Linked DNA regions of Homo sapiens: region 2 is linked to region 1. A link is a loop called in an ENCODE intact Hi-C map of the cell type or tissue named here. Cell type or tissue: breast epithelium. All regions are shown on one strand.

Region 1 (8,000 bases):
ACATTGACTTCTCCTCTCTAGCTATGAAAATCTTAGGTAGTATCTTCTAATACAAGGTTGTTTCATCTACACTGAAAATCTGTGATTTAGTGTAGTCACCTTCATCAATGATCTTAGCTAGATCTTCAGGATAACTTGCCGCAGCTTCTCCATCAGCATTTGCTGCTTCACCCTGCACTTTTACATTCTCGAGATGACTTCTTTTTTTAAATGTCATGAACCAATCTCTGCTTATGCAGCTTCCTCATACCTCTCAGGCATCACAGAATTGAAGAGAGTTAGGGCCTTGCTCTGGATTAGGCTCTGGCTTAAGGGAATGTTGTGGCTGGTTTGGTGTTCTATCCAGACCACTCAAACTCTCCGCGTCAGCATAAGGCTGTTTCACTTTCTTACCATTCATGTGTTTGCTGGAGTAGCATTTTTAATTTACTTGAAGAACTTTCTCTTTGCATCCACAACTTGGCTATTTGGCACAAGAGGCCTGGCTTTTGGCCTATCTTGGTTTTGACATGTCTTCCTCACTCAGCTTAATCATTTCTAGTTTTTTATTTAAAGTGGGATACGTGTGACCCTTTCTTTCACTTGAACACTTGGAGGCCACTGCAGGCTTATTAACTGGCCTAATTTCAATATTGTTGTGCCTCAAGGAATAAGGAGGTCCAAGGAGAGGGAGAGAGACAGGGAAATGCCCAGCCAGTGGAGCAGTCAGAATACATACACATTTATTGATTCCGTTCACTGTTTTCTGTGGGTACAGTTTGTGGTTCCCCAAAACGATTATAATAATAATATCAAGGACCACTGACCACAGACCACCACAACAGATAGAATAATAATAAATTTGTGCAAATAAATAATAAAAAAACATTGTGAAAATTACCAAAATGGGACACAGAGATAGGAAGTGAGCCCATGCCTTTGGAGACATGGCACCAGTGGACCTGCTGTATACCACAACCTTCAGTTTATAAAGAACATGGTATCTGTAAAGTACGATAAGGTAAAGCACAGTAAAACGAGGTGTGCCAGTGTTGGGGAGCACATCTGGCTGCCTGGCATAGTATTGACTGAAAGAAAGATAACAGAGGGAGGGTATCTGAAAAGTAACTGCCAGATGCTATGGTGCCTGCTCCTTTGCAGTCAGGGAGAAGAGAAAGAAGAGACTGATTATCAAAGAAATCCCAAAGCTAGAATCCGCAGACCCCCATTCCAGATTCATTAAAAGTGGACAAGAGATAGGGGAGCCTGAGGATTGTCCCTGGTTGACTGGAAGGTCACCCAGGAGGAAGGGGTGTACCTCAGAGATGGACAGGGATGGGCCTTCTGCTCGTCCTACAGGCACCCATTCTCAGCACAGGCTCATCCAGCCAAAGACTAAATTTCCCAGCCTCCTTTGCAACTAGATGATATCACGTGACAAAATCCAGACCAATGGGCCTGCCATGTGCAATTCTGATTAGTGCCCTTAGGAAGATGAGCCTCTGCTTCTCTTTCCTCCTTTCCTAGGGAGGAATGCAAATGTGGTAGGGAGACATCTTCAACCAGGAGAATGAGGACACAGCAAGGTGGGAGGATCCTAAGTCCCAAAACTACCACAACATCACCAAGCCAACAAACCAGCCTAGGGTCACCTTCCCCAAGTGTTATGGGAGTGAATAATAAACCTCTATTTCTTTTTTTTTTTTTTCCTTCGAGACAGGGTCTTGCTCTGTAACCCAGGCTGGAGTGCAGTGGCACAATCTTGGCTCACTGCAACATCCACCTCCCAGCTTCAAGTAATTCTCATGCCTCAGCCTCCCAAGTTGCTGGGATTATAGGTGCCCGCCACCACATCTTGCTAAATTTTGTAATTTTAGTAGAGCCAGGGTTTTGCCAGGTTGCCCAGGCTGGTCTCAAACTCCTGACCTCAAGTAATGCATCTGCCCTGGCTTCCCAAAGTGCTGGGATTACACAGGAGTGAGCCACTGCACCTGGCCAAACCTCTATTTCATTTAAGCCCCTGTATGTGTGGCCTCCTGTTACTGATGTTATTTTCATGTGTTATTCTACGCGAGGGGCAGAACAACTTGCTTTTGTTGTATTTCAAGTGACTGTATCGCTGAACCAACCACTCTCGGAGCCACACTTCCTCTGCCTACAGGCTCTGTGTTGACTTGTGGCATGAAGAACACCTGTGAGGTATCCACAGCATACACCAGCCCAGGGACGGAGGCCACATGGGCCTGAGCCTGCAGCTGGCAGTGGCGGACACAGATGCTCCAGCAGGAGTGAGGGGAAACACTCCACCAAATGAAGGCCTCAGGGTCATTCGGACCTCGTGGAAACAAGTTGTATCAGGTTTGCTGGCGAAGCAGCTAGGAGGCTGTGGCAGCTGTTATTTATTCTTCAGTAGGACATTTGGCGCAATGTCTTACATCTTCATGGGTAATTAGACAAAAAGAGCTCACCACCCCTAGGTGATGTCAATGCAGAGGGAGAGTCCTAGTGACATACTACGGGCTTGGCCTCAGTCACTGTTTGTTCAATGACTTGCTTATCAGGGTTATATGTGGGCCAAAGCAGTTACTAATAGAAGAGACCTTGGATAACAAACTCGAGGGTCATAAAGATCTGGAGAGGCTGGAATGATACACTGAACCTACACAGACTCATTCATTCCTCCCCCATCTGTTCATTCAGTGAAAGCATATTCATCAACACCCAGAGGACGCCAGGCACTCAGGAAGGTGCTGGGACACCACAGGTGAAAAGGGTCCGGTTCTCACTGACCCTGCGCTTTCGTATGTGGAGAAAGACAATGAAATACAACAGACCGAGGCAGGTGGATCACCTGAGGTCAGGAGTTCAAGACCAGCCTGGCCAACAACGCAAAACCCCGTCTCTACTAAAAATACAAAAATTAGCTGGGCATGGTGGCACGTGCCTGTAATCCTAGCTACTTGGGAGGCTGAGGCAGGAGAATCGCTTGAACCTGGGAGGCGGAGGTTGCAGTGAGCCGAGATTATACTACTGCCCTCCAGCCTGGGGAGGAGAGAAAGACTGTCTCAAAAAAACAAAAACAAAAACAAAAGACAAAAAAAAAACAGATAAAGCAACAAAATCATTTTTGGAGAGATAATGCTGGGAGCGCATTATTGGCAGGATGTGATAGTGACATGAAAGTAAGGCTCTTTCCGCTTGGGATCGGCAAGAACTGCCCTGAGCCAGTGACATTTGCCCATTTGCCTCAGATGATGAAAAGGAGCCAGGCTTGAGAGCCAGGTGGAAAGAACGCCAGGGAGCAGCGAGTGCAAAGTCCCCAGGGGGCAGCAACGGGAGTTTTCCAGGAACAGACCCAGGCAGGTACACTGGAGTGTGACCAGCAAAGAGGAGAATGAGGAAGGGGGTGGGGACCAGGTCACAGAGGGCATGGTGAGGAGTTTTGGATTCTCTTCTCTGCAGGGTGAGAAACCTTCTGGGAATTTTGAGGAGAGAGGTGGCGTCATAGGATTAACTTCTCCAAAGGCTACATTGGCTGCTGTGTGCAGGGTGGATTCTAGGAGGTAGAACAGAGGAGAGCTGGGAGGCTCTTGCATGGTGGTGATGACCAGGGCACTAGAGAAGAGACTGTGCTTGAGATGTGTTCTGGAAGCAGAGTCCACGGCATTTGCTGATGGTTTATGGGAGTAAAGGAAGAAGAGAAATCCAGGACAACTCCAGGTCTTTTGCTGAGCAACCGGTGGGTGGTGGTACCGGTTCCTGGGACGAGAAGCCCTTTTCTCCATCTCTGCTAATAACTCGCTGGCCTGAGCCAGCCTCGTCACTTGCCTTTAATGCTCCTGTGGTCACATGGCTGGCTGCCCTGCTGCCACCACGCCTCTTCCCCATGGTCTGGGATTGATCATGTGCAGGGCAGCACCTGAGGTCCACATTAACACTCCCACACACCAACAGATGAGCTTGGAAGGAAGCCCCTGTGTGGTTCACACACAGGAAATAGGCGGGTGGTCACTGTGTGGGACTGTCTTGGATGGCAGGTCAATGGCACATCTCTGGTCGAGGAGGGGAATAAGGACACCAGGCAGGGGAGATGCCTGAGTTGAAGGAGTGAGACCAAGGCAGAAGCCCACCCAGAGGATGAGGGCTGAGGGAAAGAGAAGGTTCTCATGCACAGTGAACAGGAAGCAGGGGGCTCTCCGGACCCGGAAGTGACCCTGGGCCGGCCAGGGGACAGACCAGTCTCTACTAGACCATGGGGCTGGCTCTGGGGGTATTTTAGGTCTCCAGGTTGATGTCTGCAAGGCCAGCTTTTTTTTTTTTTTTTTTTTTTTGGAGACAAGGTCTTGCTCTGTTGCCCAGGCTGCAGTGCAGTGGCTCAATGCAACCTCCACCTCCCAGGCTCAAGCAATTCTCCCACCTCAGCTTCCTGAGTAGCTAGGACTACAGGCACGCACCACCATGCCTGGCTAATTCTTGCATTTTTTGTAAAAATGGGGTCTCACCATGTTGTTCGGGCTAAGGCCAGCTTTTTCTTGCTGATGCAGGAAGAGGGACTGGATCAGACTCAAATCTGAGAGGCCCTGGAGGACCCAGCTATGAGAAACTAGCAATGAACTAGAGCAGGAGGGCCAAAGGCAGCCTGCTGGCTTCTTCTCATTTTTCCAGCCTCTGACACCTCACACCATTATGAACATGTAATTGACCTGAATTTGTAAATTCTTATTCTTTTTTTTAATGATTTCTTTCCTGCATGAATGGCAGAGGGTGACTCATCCCCAGGGACGGGGCTCAACCTTTCAACATGAACTCACCACCATGTAACGCGTGCGGCCCCCACTGGCTGAAGCCATTTGATAAATCCCTTTTTCTCATTTTTACAGAGAGAAGGTCTAAGATCCAAGCTACAGCCTAATTCAGCCATTTGCCCTTTACCCGAGTTTTTCAATATACTCCACACTTTCTTACTCCTGCTGAGAGCCCCACTTTCCTTGAATGCATTCCTCTCTTGGCTCCCTCCCTGCCGCCGGCCTCCTCCCTCTCTCTCCCTTCCAGGTCACTTCTCGTGATGAGATTGGACTTGTTTCCTGGGGCTCTGGTAACAAGTTAGCTTAAAACAGAGAAATGGACCCTTTCACAGTTCTGGAGGCCAGAAGTCTGAAATCAAGGTGTTGGAAGGGCCACTCTCCCTCTGAAGCCCCAGTAGAGGATCCTTCGTGGCCTCTTCCAGCTCCGGGGTCCCTGACACCCCCCGGCTTATGCCCGCTTCTCTCCCCTCACTGCCTCCGTCCTCACACGGCCATCTTCTCATCTCCTTGTATCTCTTCTCTGTGTGTCTCTTATAAGGACACTTGTCATTTGACTCAGGACCCAGCAGGATAACCCAGGATAATCTCATCTTGAGATCCATCACTTACTACAACTGCAAAGTCCTTTTTTTAGATGGAATTTCGTGCTTGTCACCCAGGCTGGAGTGCAATGGCACGATCTAGGCTCGCTGCAACCTCTGCATCTGGGTTCAAGTGATTCTCCTGCCTCAGCCTCCTGAGTAGCAGGGATTAAAGGCACCTGTCACCATACCCGTCTAATTTTTGTATGTTTAGTAGAGACGGGGTTTCACCATGTTGGCCAGTCTGGTCTCAAACTCCTGAGCTCAGATGATCTACCCACCTTTGCCTCCCAAAGTGCGTGAGCCACCGCACCCAGCCAGGGCTGCTCTTAAATGATGAAACCAATGGGCTCTACAGCCTCAAATGCTGAGGGTCAAGCTGTGTCCTCTTCTGCCAAGAACAAGGAAGTGGTATGTCTGAGTGATATGTCATTGCTCATTGTCTGCCATAAGGTTGGGACAAAGAGCAGAGGTCTGGGCCTGGCTCTCAGCTTAGCCAGCCAGGCCCCCGGGCCAGGCTGAGTCACTGTGTCCTCACTGCTTAACCCAGGGTAGCAGTGCTCACTCTGCTTATTGCAGGGCAAGGGGCAATGGAGCTGCTATCTGGGAAACAGTTTGAAAACTGTGAAGGGCTCCACAGGTAAAGTGCCATTCTGTTTGTTTTAGTGGGGAATCACTCTAGGAAAAAATTAGGAGGATTTTGGTCCTGAATCCTCTAGAAGTGTGCTCTGCGACTTTGGGCAAATTATTTAAACTGAAGATAGTAATGCTACTCAAAATCAGTAGTGTCACAGACGTGTCCACCTAGGAAAGGTATAAAGTACTATATAAATGTGAGGTTCTATCATTATTATAGTGTTTACCATTTCAGCAAAGTATTGTAAAAGACATTACATAATGCATTTGCATCTTTTTACTGATAAAACTTCTACTGTAAGCATTAGTACTTACTAACCAGCATTTTACATTTTCCTTTGAAAGGGCGAAATTCCTTCCGCAGAATTAAATCGTGTAATTTTTCCAACAGATATTTATTGAGTGCTGTGCATCAGGATTTATTCTAAGCATTGCAGGAAAGTAGTGAACAAAGCAGATATAATTCCTTCCCTAATGGGGTGGAATTTGTGCTGTGGAGACAGAGAATTATTAAGGTAAAAAAGCAAAAGATAAAGAACGTAACGATAAGGGCTTAAGAAAAAAAAACTCATTCGGTGTCAGAAAGGAGTTGTTGAAATTTTAGGTGGGGTGGCCAGGGAAGGCTTCACCAAAGGTGACTATTTAGTAAAGATCTGGCAGCGGTGACAGTAGGAGTCACACGGACTCCTGGGAAGACCCTTCTAGGGAGAGGGAACAGCTCAGGAGGGAGTTGGCCTGGTGCCCAGAGCAGGAACTGAACATGGAGGCAGAGACTCAGTCATGTAACTGCTGGAGGCTGAGTCTCAGGGCCTCCAGGGGCGTGGCGGGCTTGGGCTCAGGCCTTTCTTCTGAGTCACACAAGAGCTGTTGGAGGGTTTTACCTGAGGACGGACAGGCTGACTGCCGTTTAAACAGGATCCCTCTGGCTGCTGTGTTGAGAATGGGTATCACGTTTAGAAGCCTTTTGAAATAAGTATTTGAATGCACAAGTCATACTGAAAGTCATTTTTTAAATGTCAAATGCTTGCCTTTTCCCCTAAACTAGAGCAGGTCATTCTTGCAGTGAAATAGTCCACTCACTTTTCTATAGTAGGATGAAAAGAAAGAAACGAGAAGGCACGACTTGCTGTATCTAGTCAAACATTCTTGCTACCAAGAAACATTCACGCTCCGAGTGGAGAAGGGGCTGCCTGCATCTCGTGCCCTCTGGGTGAGCCCGGCTATGTCTTCCTTCACCACCCTCTGCTGGGAGGGTGGGAGCTGAGGGGACAAGGACACCTGAGAGAGGCCTGTGATGGGCTGCCCAGTGCCACCCAAGCCCCTACTGCACATCTTCCGCCCCAGCCCAGGTTGGTCCAGAAAAAGAACATCAAGTGTTGTTACCCAATTCTGGTGTCAAAGACACCCTAAGAGTCCTCCATTGCTACTGACCAGCAGTTTCACATGTACCTACAAACAGAAATGGGGTAATTGGGTTTAATAAAAAAAAAAAATACATTGGCCATAAAAAGGAATGAAGTTCATCCATGCAGTACATGCTACAGCACAAAAGAACCTTGAGAATATTATGTTCAGTGAAAGAAGGCAGTCACGAATGACCACATATTGTATGATTCCATTCTTATGAAGTGTCCAGAACACTTCATAAATCATAAGGCAAATCCATAGTATCGGAAGGTAGATCCATGGTTGCTTAGGGTTGGGGGTCGGAGGGATAATGGGGTGATAGCTAATCAAAACAGCTTTGTTTTTGAGGTGATGAAAATGTTCTAAAAGGGACTTCGATAATGGTTGTACTTACCTGTGAATATTCTTTTTTTTAAATATTCTTTTTTTTTTTTGAGACATAGTCTAACTCACTCTGTCACCTAGGCTGGAGGGCAGTGGCACGATCTTGGCTCACTGCAACCCCTGCCTCCCGGGCTAAAGCGATTCTCCTGCCTCAGCCTCTTGAGTTGCTGGGATTACAGGCATGCACTACCACACCCAGCTAATTTTT
Region 2 (8,000 bases), 150 kb before region 1:
GAGGATTCCGCCCCACCGGGAATGCATCGGTCTGCACCTGTCTGTTGCCATTTTCAGGGTTAGCAGGGCCACTGGAAAATTTCCTCAGTACCATTTTGGGTCAATGTAAAGGATAATTGAAGTGCATGTTTCTGTAAATTCCACGTGCTCAGAGAGATTTCAAGTAAACACAGGAAAATAAGAACTGTGGGCTTGAGCCATATGTTGGCTGGCCACGTGGGGCAGGAAGAACACACACTGTCCAGGCAGTGAGTAACTGAAAACCAAGTGCCCACAGACACCATCCACTGCCAGAACTTGGGAAGCTGGGGTCCCAAGGGACAGTCCCCTCTGCTCACCCTCTCCCCTCCTTTCTTTCTCACCCTCTCAACAAACTTTAGTGGAGTTGGCTTTTTTTCCTAGAGGCCTTCATAGCCACTTTTTCCCCTCTCCAGGTGGTAGCCTGGGACCTACTGTGCAGAAGGACACACAGGTCTGAATTGAGGTCAAGCCAGGAAGAGGAAGAAGTGCAGAGCAGGGCAGCCACTGGCTTCTGAAATCCAATGGAAGAGGCGGCACCATTTAGTAGCATGACATTCTGTCTGCAAACCACCATGATGATATTGTTACTAAGTAGAAGAATCCCTTTTAAAAGAACTTTCGATATATTATAACATACTATAACAAGATGGGAAGACATTTTCCTTTTAATAAATTGATTTTCTTAAAGGAGATTTCAACTTTCCAGTGATGGACACTTTTCCTGGCTTCCACTTGTTTTCTGAAGGTTTCCATTTGGGTGTGATTTCTTAGCAAACAAGAGCCTTCCCAAACATTGCCTGCAGACATCTTGGTCTGTAGAAACACCTTATAAGGAGATCAACGTATAACACAGTCTTTTTCTACCTAGAGAATTAGCAAAGGGTGAAATTTGGTATGACAGGGGTCTTCCCTGGATTCCTTTCAATGTAGTCCAAGGAAGAACTAACTTAGGCTGAATTCTATTAAGACAAGGTTATCACAATATTTACAAGATTATTTATCAGGATTATATCAATTAAATATTTTGGGGGAAAAAATTGCCATACAAAAATCATATTAAAATTGAGCCAAGCAGTGAAACAACTCTGAAATGGCCTAGAAATAACATGTATTTGATATTCACTTTTTCTGAATACAGATGTGATCTTCATGCCATCATTGACCCCAGGTGGTAAGGATCATTAATGTTTCTAGAATCCTACACTGGGCAGCTGATGCCTGTAATCCTAGCATTTTGAGGGGCCAAGGAGGGAGCATCTCTTGAGCCCAGGAGTTAGAGAGCAGCCTGGGCAACACAGCGAGACCCCATCTCTACAAAAATATTTTAAAACTTAGCCGGGCATGGCAGCATGCACTTGTAGTCCCAGCTACTTGGGAGGCTGATGTGGGAGGATCATTTGAGTGTGGGAGATGGAGGCTGCAGTGAGCTGTGGTCACACCACTACACTCCAGCCTCAGTGACAGAATGAGACTCTGTCTCAGAAAAAAATAAACGATTTTAAAAATTTTAAACCCTTAAAAATAAGTAAATAATAAATTCCTACACTGTTGTACAGTTAACGGCCCCAATTACTAAGCTCAAAGGGAATTACCCAGAAAAGGCAAGAAAAACCTAAGTGTGAACTATGGCTATAGAGAAACAAATATATGGCTTGTAATATAAATAGGTTTCATATACATAAGAGTGTAGGCATACATTGCAATGTATCATCTCATCTGACCCTGCTACCAAATAAACCACAATGTGATTTTGCTACTGTGGAATCCACTGTGAAACGAGTCATATTTCAAAGAGGTATTTTTAGTGATTTTTAAGGGCAAGAATTCACAGACTTCAGATCTGGGTTCCACGTGACCATGACAAGCACTTGGTCAGTTCTGCGGCTTGGGCTCCAAATTCAATGTGTGGATCACCACTGACTCAAACTAACTCTATCTGTAAGATGATTCAAAAGAGACAATTTGGAAAAACAGAAGGGAGGAAAGACTTGAGAAAGAGTGAGCTTTTACAACTAAACAGTATTTGCTTGAATTTAAACACCACTTAAAACATAGACAACAAAGACAAAAAGCATCAGTGAAAATGTATGTCCCTTTTACATTCCAAATACAGGCCCAGAAAGCAATAAGCAAAAGGCACAGCTGGGCTCTGTATAGCCGACTTGTTGATGTTTAATGCAGGTACCACTCTGATCTCAGCCCCCAGATAGAAGCATATACTCTAGTGATGGCCCAGGAAGACGTCGACCAGCACAAAGCATCACCACACTTCCCACATTCTGAGTTGGATGCAACCATTCTCTTAGAAACCTAGTCTTGACTGGGTGTGGTGGCTCACGCCTGTAATCCCAACACTCTGAGAGGCCAAGGAGGGCGGATCACTTGAGGTCAGGAGTTCGAGACCAGCCTAGCCAACAGGACGAAACCCTGTCTCTACTAAAAATATTAAAAAATCAGCTGGGTATGGTGAAATGCACCTGTAATCCCACCTACTTGGGAGACTGCGGCACAAGAATTGCTTGAACCCGGAAGATGGAGGCTGCAGTGAGCAAAGATGGCACCACTGCACTCCAGCCTGGGTGACAGAGGGAGTCTCTGTCTAAAAAAAAAAAAAAAAAAGCAAAACAAACAAAAACAAAACAGTCGCTTCTGCACTCATGGTAACATCCTTTACCATTTAATCTCTCCTAGAAGACAGGGCATTGCCATACCATTACTCACTTGAAGATGAGAAGTGGAGGATTTGTTAGGACTGCAGGTGATGAGGAGAGACTCAAACAGAATGTTAGATTCTGACCGATCTGCTCTGGTTTCACACACTTCTTTCCCTTCCTAAGAATCTGCTTTTCCCTTCATGTACTTTTTCCTGTTTTCAGTATCACTGGGTCATTTCTAGTAACTCTGCTTAAGTGATCCTGTCAGCTACAGGGCGTGGGTGGGTTATTCAGCTCTGCCTCACAGAACACTCACCCTCCATCTCTGAGTCAGTTGCCTTTTAATGGAAATACTATTCGCTGATCATGTTCATACCGGCCCAGTTTTGTTTCTCTTGACAATGGCCCAGGTGTTTTTCTCTTCTGATTGAGTTTTGGGGTAAGCTCAGCATCTTTGTTGTTGTTGTTTGTTTTATTACATTTCCATTTTTACTGGAGGGGAAAGATCAGAGTCAATGTGATCCAGCTGCTGCACGTCAGTCCCGCCACATGACCTGCACTGTTACATCCAAAGCGTGCAGGGAAAAGGCTGCGTGCTCAGGTCCAGAAGTTCATAAAGGCAGCCTCTCCCATCAGCTCACCGGTGGCTGCCAGCCTCCATGCCGCCTTGCTCTCTCTAGGCTACTGGTTTTTGCAACCTTCTGCTTTTGTCCACTCATAACTTTGATAAGTACCGTGTCACCTTCTCATACGTGGAAAACATGTGGTCAGCGATTCGGCATGTTTAATGGTGCTTGAACAATACAAAGGGGAGCTGTCATCCATCTTTTGTTTTCTCATTATCAGTTTTCAGGCCACGTTCTAAACAAGGACGACAACCAACAGAACATCATTCCCTGGTGTCCCAGTCCTTGCTTACTTTGAATCTCCTCACCACCTTCAGTCCTTTCTAAGGTCACGTACGGGCATCCACCGTCTTTTTTCCTAAACAGAATACTTTGCAAAGTCAAGTATTGGCATTTCGTATTTAAGCCATGCATCCTCAAGGAGGCTAAAATTAGTTCTTGAAGGATGAAAAACGTCTTATTCCTTTTCTGTATAAAGCACAGATATACCTAAATGTAGACATACGTATATGTATAATGCAAAGTACTAAAACAGTATATCTGTGGTATTAAATTTTCATGTGAGGAGGGACAATTAGGAAAAAAAATCAGAAAATGCTTTTTAGGAGGTTGATCATGAAAACAGGAGGTTGGTCATGAAAAAAAAGGTTGAAAAACACTAATTTAAGCCTAAATGTAACTACATTACAAAATGTCACTACTTCTTGCTGGTTTTGGCACCAGTGCCTCAGGTGACACAGAAATACTAAGTTTTCTTTTATTCTGATATGCTTAAGGTATCCCCAAAATGATTTCTCTAAGTTGGGAATTGAAAGGGTTATGTTACACTCATTCACTCTTTAACAAGTCACATACACGTCACCTCCTATTTTAGAAGCCAATGGGTATTAAAGCACAAGAAATAAAACCACTGAAAAAGCAAAAAATAAAAAGGAAAGAAATAAAGACTCGGCACTCTGACACAGATGAAGCAGATGATTATGTTTATTTAAAACAGCAACTTATTTTTTAATGTCTATGAACTAAAGATTTCTCAGGACATCTTATTTCATGTTAAGTGTCCAATGCAGCAATCTTTGCCTTGCAAAGCCCATTACAAATAGGCTTGTGCATTCCAGAAAGGAAGCATGCATTTAACTTTCCCAAATATGTAATATGCAATTCTTTTTTTTAAATTTTTTACTTGCTTGGAGCAAAGACTGAAAGCAAGTATTTAATCTCGCTTCCTTTGCCAGTGCAAACGTAACTAATTCTGATCCTCATTTCCATTTCTTCCTTAATCTTTTTAAATCAGGGTTGGGCCAGCATTTATTCCCAACCTTTTGGAGAAGTAGCCTGTATTTCAAATGGGGCCGCGATGCTACCGCATGTTGTCCTGACCAGTGCCGTCCTGATCCTTGCTGGAGAAAGAAATGGAGGCATTTTACTCACAATCACAGAGCTTACGTATGCCAGCATTACAGAATGCAAAAAATAACTTTGCAACAATCTGAAAGGGTAATTTATGGAGCGTGGACAGTAAATGGGGTATGTTTTCTGTCCTGAAAATCCCAGATGAGGGCAGGCTTATGAATAATTTTCAAAAATCAGGAAGTCTGTGGAAATCCCTACTGTCTTATAAAGATTGCACCGTGCTCATCGCATCTCCCACGGCCTCTGCCTCCTCCTCCACCTCCTCCGAGGTTCCTTGGTCCTGACTCCTAATGGCAAGGGCCAAAGAACACAGGCACCTGCCTCCAGCAAATCCACTCCGATTCCCCCTCATTCCCAGACACAAATTTCCATGAAAACCAGACAGAGGACAGAAAGCAGGGGCAGGATATTCCAAAAGCACTTCAGATCTGCAGCCTGATTTCATTGGACTCGCTGGCTTGTTTCTTTTAGTCCCTGGGTGTGTTGACTGCAGGAGAAACCTCACTAACGACGACACTTCAGAACTGTGAGTCCAAACACTTAAGGAAGGACGTGCCCAGGAGGAAGGTCTAGAAGCTCAGAGACAGTGAGGAAGGGGCATTGCTCAGCGATGCTTAGATGCCTTCATGAGCTGACTCTACTGGGAGTCACTTGTCATGCCCCTGAATCCACCCACACATCTCTATAACATATGAAAACTGTTCAGCCCAAAGGAAAAAATAAACTCGATGGTTCTCATTAATCCAAGTTTAACTAAACACAACAGTTTCCAAGAGTACATTTCAGCCATTTCGCACCCGCAGATACCCAACCTGAGAAGCTGATGGGAAACGGCTGTTTTGGCATCACCGAGGGCTGCGGCAGGCAGCACCCAGGGGGCTTCTGTCTCCCCTGTGGCGCTGCAGCTGAGAGCCACACCCATGAGCTGATGACGTAGCGTTTCTCTCAAAGGTCTCCCTTGATGATGTGGCAAACTGCAAGGACCAAGCACAGAGGCACCTGGACACCAACCCTTCCCTGCGAGCCACATGGCCAGTCAAACGTTCTGGTTACCGGGGATGACACGCTTTTTCCGACAAGATTTTAAGCACTTGTGGCTTACATCAATGTGGTCTCGTATTCATTGTGTGTTTAGACCACTTGCCTCGCACGTTCTCATATTTACACATGTTCACTGAACGTAACCTCAAGTGAATTATTTAAGAAGCCTTAATGTGCTTCAGACTGCTCAAATATAATTTAGACTTTAAATTAAATTTGTACTCTGATACGAAACTGCAATGCTTGAATGCAGCTTACGGCATCAAGTGGACATGCAGGAGGCCTTGGAATAGAATTTCAGTTACCCCTAAAGGGCTCACACCTAGTGGCCCACGTTCCTTATAGGACGAAACAAGATTCAACTACAAAATCCAACTCATTGCCTACGTTTGAAAGCTGGGGAGCCTGCAGTACACAAGATAAAGTCTTGCTTCTCCATTTGTCCTTACGTGACCCTACAATGAAGCATCGCTACACACCAGAGACGTATAATGCTAGACGCGAGAACACACAGTCATGCTCCTTGGTCAGAGGTTTTGGGTATGGTTGGGTGTTTTAATAAACCACAATATTCCTTCTCCTTCACTGTTTGGTTACCAATAATTGTGCTGCCTTAGGTGTAAAATTCAATATGGTGATTAGAGTCTAGAGAAGCCACACTTATTTTATTTAGCAGTTTTTGTTTTATTTTTACAGTAAGCACTGCCCACTGGGAAAAATAAACCAAAATAAAAAGAGTGAAATTCCCTTATTATGCACTAGCGATAATGAAAACAAACTTATCTACAAAGAACCACAGACGAGAAATTTGCCTAGAGACCAGCTACTGGAACTAAAAACAAATTTCTTATTCAGGAAAATGTGAATGAGTAAGAATCTGCTAGTGAAGTTTCTTACTTTGCACAAAAAATTAAATGAAATCTTAACTTTAAGAGTAGCATAGGCTGGGCACGGTGGCTCAGCCTGTAATCCCAACACTTTGGGAGGCTGAGGCAGGAGGACTGCCTGAACTCATGAGTTCCAGACCAGCCTGGGCAACATGGCGAAACCCTGTCTCTACTAACAATACAAAAAATTAGCCGGGTATGGTGGTGTGCACCTGTAGTCCCTGCTACTCAGGAGGCTGAAGCACAAGAATCGCTTGAACCCAGGAGGCGGACGTTGCAGTGAGCCAAGATCGCACCACTGCACTCCAGCCTGCGCAACAGAGCAAGACTCTGTCTCAAGAAATAAAAATTAAAAAAAAAAGAGTGGCATAGTTAAAAGGGTAGAAGGTTACTCAATGACGCATCACGTATAGTACACATATAGCACACTGATAATAACAAATGGCATGTAAGCACTGTGGATTGACTTCAGAAGACTTTTCCATAAGCTTCAGTATCACAAACGAAGGGAAAAGCCTGTGTTATGTGCAACCTGTCATGATCAAATAGTGTGAATATGTCCTTGTAAAGGTTAATTCTATAGCAATACATTTAGTTGATGTGCTTTCTTCCTCTGGGATTCTAGCACTTTAAGAATGCCGTTCTTCAAAATAATCAATTGTATTATTCTCAAGAAACATGCAAAATAAGAAATTTGTCATCAAGCTGGAATTATCTTTAAATAGAGGATATTCAAATAGCATTTTTATGCCTGGAGTTGTCGCAGCATGATTCCGGCAAAAGCCGCACTATTTGTTAGCTGGCACACAGAGTTTTGGCCTGAAATTCAGTATTTTATTTTACCCTTTAAAAGCATGAAGTGACTCAACAGGAAATTATACATACATTTTTCCCTCCAATGTAAAAACTGCAGATCTAGTACCGAACATGTCACGCTGGCATTCAATTTTCTATTGCTATCATATCTGGTTCCTTAGTGACATAAGGTCACAAAACTTCTACTCCTGTGGCCAAGAGACATAATAGATGTTGCGGTTGCTCATTATATTAAATTTGAATTCCTAAGCTAAACATTCTAGACCTGCACTATTCGGCATGGTGGCCACTAGCCACATGTGACTATGGAGCCCTTGAAATGTGACCAGCCCAGATGGAGACGTGCTGTAAATATACACTACACAATGGATTTTGAAGATTTCATATAGAAAAAAAATAAAGTCAAATATCTCATCCATATTTTACACTGATTACATTTGAAATGGTAGTATTTTCAGCATGTGTTACATAAATTACATTATTAAAATTAATTCCACCTGTCCCTGTCTTTTTTAATTTGGCTACTGGAAGATTTAAAACTA

The links. A loop is a pair of places that touch in the nucleus more often than their neighbours do. Peaks named below come from ENCODE experiments on the same cell type or tissue, not always from the same donor. Only the 100,000 strongest peaks of a DNase experiment are listed, where the experiment ranks them.
Region 2: a loop joins it to region 1, with 12 times the contacts of the local background. A loop is called at or near these places in 2 of 110 quality-filtered maps.

The regions. Positions count from the first base shown.
Region 1 is chr21:38,791,843-38,799,842 of GRCh38, forward strand. No RefSeq gene overlaps it. Among named protein-coding and RNA genes, the nearest start is that of ETS2, 10 kb to the right of the region's middle. In breast epithelium, no CTCF peak of the experiment used is centred here; a DNase peak (open chromatin) is centred at 3,288.
Region 2 is chr21:38,643,658-38,651,657 of GRCh38, forward strand. It overlaps a transcript of ERG not described here. Among named protein-coding and RNA genes, the nearest start is that of LINC00114, 130 kb to the right of the region's middle. In breast epithelium, no CTCF peak of the experiment used is centred here; no DNase peak of the experiment used is centred here; H3K27ac peaks cover 52 bases; H3K27me3 peaks cover 451 bases.